Regions from separate parts of the Homo sapiens genome. Here region 1 is linked to region 2. A link is a contact called in ENCODE Hi-C data. All regions are on one chromosome and are shown on one strand. The core of a region is the stretch at or near the end of the contact, and the rest is flanking DNA. Distances in the headings are between cores, read along the strand shown.

Region 1 (3,642 bases), core at 143-2,642, 430 kb after region 2:
AGTGCTGGGATTACAGGCGTGAGCCACCACACCCGGCCCTTATATACATCTTTAAAAGGTGTTCAATTAGACAGTAATTTTAGCCATGCCAATTGTGGAAAATATCAAGACAGGTTATATCAAGAAAATATTAATAGTTAACACATCACACAGCTGACAGCTCAAAACAGTTAATATATTAAGAAAACAGTTAATATATTCTGCATACAGGGAGCAATATAGTTTTACACAGTTTTCTTAGCCAATGCCAATAATTTTGTAATACAGAAAAGAAATGTATAGCAGCATCTTGAAAAATGTCTGCAGTATTAGCATTAAAACAGTTCTACTGAATCACAGAAACTAAATTTGATTTAGGAAGCCTACTGTTTTTCTCAGCTATGGTTAGATTAGAACAGAGCTCCTTACTTTTCAAGACCAGAAGTGCAAAATATCACAGTTACTGTAGTAATCTCGAATTCTATTTGAAGCAGACACCTATCCTTTAGGTTATTTGAAAACTGTCCTAGATAAGACTTGTTAAATCTTTTCTATAATGCACTTTAAATTGACATGAGATTCACTGCTTAAAAAAGAATTGTAGTACAATCAGTAAAGGAATTAAAAAACCCTGGTGACAACAGAGCCCATATATTTTGTATTGACCAGAGTACTACACCCAAAATGAGATGGAATGAAAAGAATATTCTTATAAAATCGCAGGACTAGAATAATCATTTTACACGTATCCAAGTAAACTTCCTTTGTTGTCAAGGATATTCTGTTTCAGGTTTTAAATGCGTCTCAGATTCCTACACATAATATTTAAACGAAGAAAAAAAAACTCTAGAAAGAAACAAACAAGAATTCTCGAGTAAGCAAGTAATTTAAAGGCTGAATACACAGATACGCAACCTCACCAGTATGCTCCATGTTACTACATATTTAAGAATAAGGACGGGGGCCACAGAGGCAAAGGCAAGGAGGTGAAGGAATCGGACACTCGGAGAGTGAACCGAAAAGATGTGAAAAAGCAAGGAAAACAGAAGAGAAGAGGGAAGTGGGAAAACTTTGAGGAAAAAGAGAAGGCAAAAGAGAAGGAAGTGCTTTGAGATTGAATCCAGGGAGGAAAAAGCAGGTGTGCCACGCCGCACCTCCAGGTCCCGCGGACACCACAGGCTCTGCAAGCCCAGCCGCCCGGGTCACGTAAGCCCCACCCCGCCGCTCCTCGTCAAGTCCCACCCGGACCCGCCCTCCCCCCGCTCCTCCCCCCGCTCCTCCCCGCCCCACAGAGTCGATCTCTCCTCTCCTAGACCCACCCCGCTCCCCCAGGCTCCACCTCGGCCTCTCAGACCCCGCCCCGTCAGGGCCCTCCCGGCCTTGCCCAGCCCTGCCTCGCCGGCGGCGGCCGCCGTGTCAGGTGACAGCCCGGAAGCTGCGGAAGCGGATGAGGGAAGGGCGGCCGTGGCCCTGGGGGCGGCGGGAGCTGCTTTGCCTCCACCGATCTCCCTGTGCGGCCCTCATGTGCTGTGCTCGCTGACACCCGAAGTCCGCGGCTTTCCGCACACGGTGGGGTCGTCAGACCCGCTGCCCTTGGCGGTCGAAGTCGTCGTGCGGGCCCGCGGCGGCCGCCCATGGAGAAGGCCAGGAGAGGCGGGGATGGCGTCCCCCGGGGGCCCGTACTGCACATCGTGGTGGTCGGATTTCACCACAAGAAGGGCTGCCAGGTGAGGAAAGGGCCCGCCCCCGCCCCCAGCCGTTCGGGCGTTCGCCCCTTCCGGGGCCCCCCTGCCCTGCTTCTGTGTGCTCAGCTCGCGTCGTGCAGTCCTCCCCACAGCGCCTGCGACCCTTCGCCTCTCAACCTGACTCCTTTTGCAGCTCCTCCCACCCGCCCCACATGAAGCCCAGCCCCCACAACCTCTTCCTTCTGCCCCTGAAAAATGGTTGAGCAGCGGAGGAGCTGGTTGATACGTGTAGGTTGTAGGTTTTTAACTTCTGCTTTGGTGGAGTGGGAGGAAAGCATCGAAGACCGGCCCCACTCTCTTCCCCGTCCATCATTGTCTCCACTGGCTTTCTGGGTGTCCACCTATAATGGGAGTCTAGAAAAATTCAGTGCTTGGACTCTGCTTTCAAGGTAATAGGCTCAGTGGGCTTGCATACTAATGCTTCAGGTAGCTTGCAGCACATGCAGCCTCCGTAGAAAAATCAGCTTCCTTTGTTTATCTGATGGAAGCCTTGGAATCTCTCCTGTTAGGTACGGTTGTCGATTGACTTTGCCTCCCCCTTCCCATTGGTCCTTAGTTTTGCTATTTCATCTTCTCCAGATTTTGCCTTTTGGTGAGAGATTAATCTCTCCATATCAACCGCAATAAGAGAAAGTGTATTACCAAACCGTTCAAATATAAAGGCGTTTTTCAGCAGCCTCACTGAATCATTAATGCAGCATCTGAAATGGAATATTTGCAATCTATGTATTGAAGGCAAGAGAACAAAATAGAAACAGGATTATTTAATGAGCAAGCAAACACTGGAAGGGAATGATGTCATAATGTGCTAGTGAACAGTAAATTGAAATGCTTTTTTGAAGTATTAAAAATAGTAATTGCCACCACTAGCTAATGAAGCATTTAGTTTCTTGCATTCCACAGGAAATGTAACATTTTAGAAGACTTATTGGCAAAAATTAAGTTCTCTAGGGAATAAGAGAAAAGTGATGGGAGTGAAAAAATCGTGTTTGTGCGTAATTTTGAAATATATCCTCACACCTGGAATGCCAGCACTTTTAGAGACTGATATGAAAGGCTCACTTGAGCCCAGGAGTTTGAGACCAGCTTAGATAACAAAGGGAAACACTGTCTCCACAAAAAAATTAAAAAATTAGTTGCATGTGATAGCGCACTTGTAGTCCCAGCTACTCGGTAGGCTAAGGTGGGAACATCGCTTGAGCCCAGGAGGCTGAGGCTACAGTGACCCTTGATCCCACCACTGCACTCCAGCCTGGGTGAGAGAGCAAGACCCTGTCTCAATCCCAGCACTTTGGGAGGCCGAGGCGGGTGGATCACCTGAGGTGAGGAGTTCGAAACCAGCCTGGACAACACGGTGAAACCCCGCCTCTACTAAAAATACAAAATTAGCTGCGCGTGGTGGCACATGCCTGTGATCCCAGCTACTTGGGAGGCTGAGGCACGAGAATTGCTTGAAGCCGGGAGGCAGAGGTTGCTGTGAGCCGAGATCACGCCATTGCACTCCAGCCTGGGCAACAAGAGCGAAAAAAAAAGTTTTGGAAAGTGTGTGTTACATGCATAAGTCTTAGAATGACTGGTCTAGAATCTGTTCTTTATAACCTGTACATCAGGTGTTTTCAGAGGCTTTAATTAAAGTATGTAAGATTTGCCCCAGGATAGATTAATCAGCTACCTAATTCTCCACTTTAACTATTTTACTTCCAGGTGTAAATTAAAGGTGCATGGCTCATTGAGTTGTGACTCTGACTTAACACGGTTTTAACTTGTGTGAGGGTACTTAGACTGCTCTTCCAAGTATTCAAAATTGCCGTGGGTCATGTTGACCATTAGTTCTTTTTTTTTTTTTTTTTCTTCAGATGGAATCTCACTCTCTCACCCAGGCTGGAGTGCAGTGGAGCTCGGCTCACTACAAGCTCTG
Region 2 (4,083 bases), core at 1,327-3,826:
TCACATTTGGGTTTTTATGCTTCACCACCTATTGATTGAGCATCTACTATGTGCTAAATGCTGTTCTAGGTATTGCAGTGAGTAAGTATGTGTCCTCATGGAACTTACATTCTAATGGAGGAGATGAAAAATTCAACAATAAATTAAATACGGGCGATACCAACAAGAAGGAGATGCGATAACATTGAATAATCCAGGCGTGAGTTGATGATCACATCCTGAAGTGAGATGTCTCTCAGACAAGCTGAACTGAATTCCTGACCATCTGTGGTCACCTACAGAGCCCTTTCTATAAAGGTGTCATGGTAATATATTGGTATGAAAATCCAATTATGGTTTGAGGCTTTCTAAAATGTTGAAAGAGCAGCTTCCTTTCTCTTACTGACAATCTGTTGTGTGGACAAATATGCACACACCCTTCCTTCCCCTAAGGGTTTCTATTTTGTGGACGGCAAAGTGTTATTCCAAGTTGTGGACTGCAAAAATGTTATTCCAAGTTGTATAAAAGAGTGTGTGCTTTGGTTTCCAGAGTCTTTAGCTATTTATTCTAGCACTGCTGTTATGTTTAAAAAGAAGAAGAAGAAGAAGTGGTAAGGATCACATACTGGTAAAAATATGTATAATAATAACAAATAATAGCATCTCCTTTTCAAATTAGAAAGTGAAGCTATAATCACCCCACACTTTTCATGTTCAAAAGCACTAGGTTCTGAGTAGATACAAGAGACTAGAAAATGAAAATGTAGTTACATTACACTGCAACACCTTGGAGAGAGAAGCCTAGCAGATATGAAACTGAGAAAGCTACACGACGCAGTGTTGTAAGTGCTAATGCTTTTCCACACAAGTTCCCGCCTCAGCATTGCTGATTTGACCAAACACTTGTCTCTAGCCCAAATGTCTCCATGGAGTCGGTTTAAATTGAAAAGCAGTCCAAGAGAAGAAGTTCCTGGGTGTATGGATATGAATCCCTCTAGTCAGCATGGCAAGGAATCCAGCTCGACAACGCTTTCACATTATACACTTTGGGCCCAGACTTTGTGGACACAACAAACTTTCTGTGTGCAGCACAATACAATCGGACGTAATGTTCACTAAATATAACATGAGATTACTGTAAACACCACTCCGAGAGCTGCTGCGTTGCAGGCATCTAAACTGTCAGGAAAGCCTGCCAGCCAGAGACAAGGTTTCCAAATAAATTTACAGTCTCCACTAGCGGTGGCTAGACAAGTCAAAAATCAAATTATTTGGCATGGTTTCCCATTGAAATCAATGGCAATGAAGCTCACTTGGACTATATATGGAATGGCTTTTATAAATTGCACCTGTCAATAAGGACCCCTTAAAGAAACACATACTACCTTAATGCTTCTCCTTAGAAACTTTGAATATCAAGCTAACTTAGATCAACACATTTTTTATTTGTCTTTTGTTTGTGTGTGTGCTTTCAAAAACAATAACAGCAGCAAAACAAACAAACTGGCAGGAAGCTGGTTTTCCCATCAGTGCCCTTGTTAGAAACAGAATGTCTAGAGAATATGCTTGGAGAAAAGCCATATTTTTAAACCACACTAGATATCTGATGCCAAATGACTGATGAAAGTAGTATCTAGTAGTAATGGAAGGTGTCTTTGGGACCTGCCCAGTGACTGAGGAGCAAGCTGTGAATATACAGCTATCCCTCAAGCTCCTGACTGGAGTGACCAGCAGTTCACTGATGATGAAATATTTTTACAGAAAATACCATGTATTTTCAGGTCACCTCTCCTCAGTACCCAAAAACAGACAGAACCCAATGAAGTGAATGAAATTCAGAGATCTCCATCCATCAGGGCAACTAGAATTCTGGCCACTCTATTTCATTGTTCAAATATTGCAAGAAAACCCCAATATCGTTTCTGCCCCCCCTTTCTCCACAAGAGCCTTTCCTTCTAGTAAACATTTCTCCACCAAAAAGAACCCCAGGAAATATCAGAAGTTCGACTGGGCTAAGGAGAGGGAAAAAAGAAATGTAGCAGCCAGAATGCATGTTGAATTTTAACTGTTGGTAAGTTCTTGGACCACCTGCCCAAGTGTATGCAAGCAGTTTGCAGAGAAAAATTCTTCCTTCAATTAAAAGTCCCTGTCTGGGTCTCAAACTTTTCTCCCTGGGCAAAAAGGATCAGAAACACCTCATTGAGTATTGGGCCACCATAACTGACTCATCAAAGGACATCTCTCCTTCCCCCCAAAAAAGCATGACTTGGAACAGCAAGGCATTCTAAGACAGAAAGACAACCCTCTCTGTGTTGGAAGAAAAGTAGCAGTGACTGTAATTAACAGAGCAGCAGTTGTGGAACTTCTAGGGTTGTATTTAAAGGCCCATGCAGGAACAGGGTGAGCAGTCGTGACTGCGGCTGTGTGGTAAAATAAGGATGGGAGCGGGAAATGGGGCAGGAGAAGTAAATAGGTATACTTACAGCCCGCGGAGCCGAAGCCAGATTTTCTCGATCTGTTCCGGTTGCAGGTATTTCAGAGAGTTGCTCTCAAATTCTTCAATCTCCTTGGTTGGCGACTCCATAGCTGCAGGTAGGTGACCACTGGCGGTGAAGCTGAGATAGTTTGGGCTGTCCCCTCCCCGTCTCCTCGCCCAGCTCGCGATGCCCAGCCAGGCGCGGCGCGCGTTTGCCCGGCACTTTCTCGGCGCGCTCCCCCTTCTGCGCCCCCAGACTCCGACTTAGAGCGGACTCCGATCGCGGCAAACCATGGCCCCAGGTGCGCTCCGGAGGCAGCTGCGGGAACCAGCCATGGTCCCGGGCTAATGCCCAGGGATAAGCACAGGGATAGGGATAGAGATAGGGATTGGGATTGGACTCCAGCTCCAAGAGAAAGCACCTCGGGTCTATTCGTATTCTCCCCCTACCCCCAAACAAAGCCACAGAAGCGATCAGCGCGCAGCTAAAGGGTTTGGAGGTGAAAAGGAGGGCTGGGTGGGGAGGAGAGAAAGTGAGAAGGGAGAGAAAAGCGGCGGCTGAGCAAAGCGGGAGCCGGCGCGGGCGGTGGGGCCTGACCCGGACGCCGCGCACCCGGCTCCGCCCCGCGCCCAGCGCCCCGCTCACTCCCTGGCCGCGCCTGCCTTCGCGCCCCTCTGTTTTCTCTCACTTACCAGCAGCTCTGCTGACAAGCGAGAAAACTGACAAGTGAGAAAAGTCGTCTGTCAGCGCCCGGGCTGGTGTCTGGGCTGTCACCGCGGGCGCGGAGGGAGGGGCGCGCGGGCACCGCCGTCTGCCGGGCACACGCTGGGCTCCGACCCCGGCCGGGCACACTCACCCCCGCAGGGCAGCCGCGGCCACCACCGACCTGCGGAGCTGCGTGGGCTTCCGGAACCCTCACCTCAACAAGAGCTCGGCTCCGCGCGCAAGTAGGAGGGAAGGGAAATCCTTATCCTCCCGGGGCCAGGGCACGCAGAAGCCGCGAGGCTTCGCGGAGGTTGGGCCTGGAGGTCCCCCACAGCCTCACTCTCGCACCCGCCACAGAACCGGATCCATTTTGAAATATTGAAGCGACTGATGGGGACGAAGGGAACCACACACCACACTCAAAAACTCTTGATGTTTTCTTGCTAAAGGGGCTCTCTCGCTCGCGCTCTCTCTCCTCCCTCATTCCCTCCCTCCCTCCCTTTCACCCCCCCACCCCCATCTCTCTCTCTTGTGCGGAAGAAAAGGAGAAAATATACCAATAGTGAGGAGGTAAGTTTCTTCAGATCAATATCACACGCTACTCAAGAGGGTCCCTCCTGGGTGCTGGCTGGGCGGCTGTGGATGGTGACAAAGTTTCAGCTCCACAAAGCTGCAACTCACTGTCAGGGTTCCCCTAGTTCATGAACAATGTCAATAAGGTAGAATGCTCTGGAAGAACGGGACCAGGTATGAAGTTGGGAGTCAGGGAGGGAGGACAGATGAAGAGAGGAACCAAAGACTGGGGGAATCCATGCCCAAGATGATTGCAAGCGACATCACAGAAGGGTCCGTCAAACTTCCTTCTAGGTGAAGCCACCACCAGGGGCTATTTCAAACCTGGCTCTCAGGGTTCCTGAGATTC

What was found. Hi-C counts contacts between places; a loop is a spot of excess contacts on that map.
Region 1: a loop to region 2 is called in a map of chondrocyte, with 2.2 times the contacts of the local background. The contact joins the promoter of AVL9 here to the promoter of PDE1C in region 2. A Hi-C loop is called at or near these places in 1 of 168 maps with a recorded cell type or tissue (chondrocyte).

What each region holds. Positions count from the first base shown.
Region 1 is chr7:32,494,097-32,497,738 of GRCh38, forward strand. AVL9 (AVL9 cell migration associated) reads left to right here and starts at 1,393. Exons shown (of 16, transcript NM_015060.3): 1 at 1,393-1,706. The coding sequence starts at 1,614. It also overlaps a transcript of LSM5 not described here. RefSeq lists enhancers at 907-1,116, 1,190-1,988, 1,989-2,787 and a silencer at 1,207-1,856.
Region 2 is chr7:32,067,831-32,071,913 of GRCh38, forward strand. PDE1C (phosphodiesterase 1C) reads right to left here and starts at 2,577. Exons shown (of 18, transcript NM_001191057.4): 1 at 2,463-2,577. The coding sequence starts at 2,563.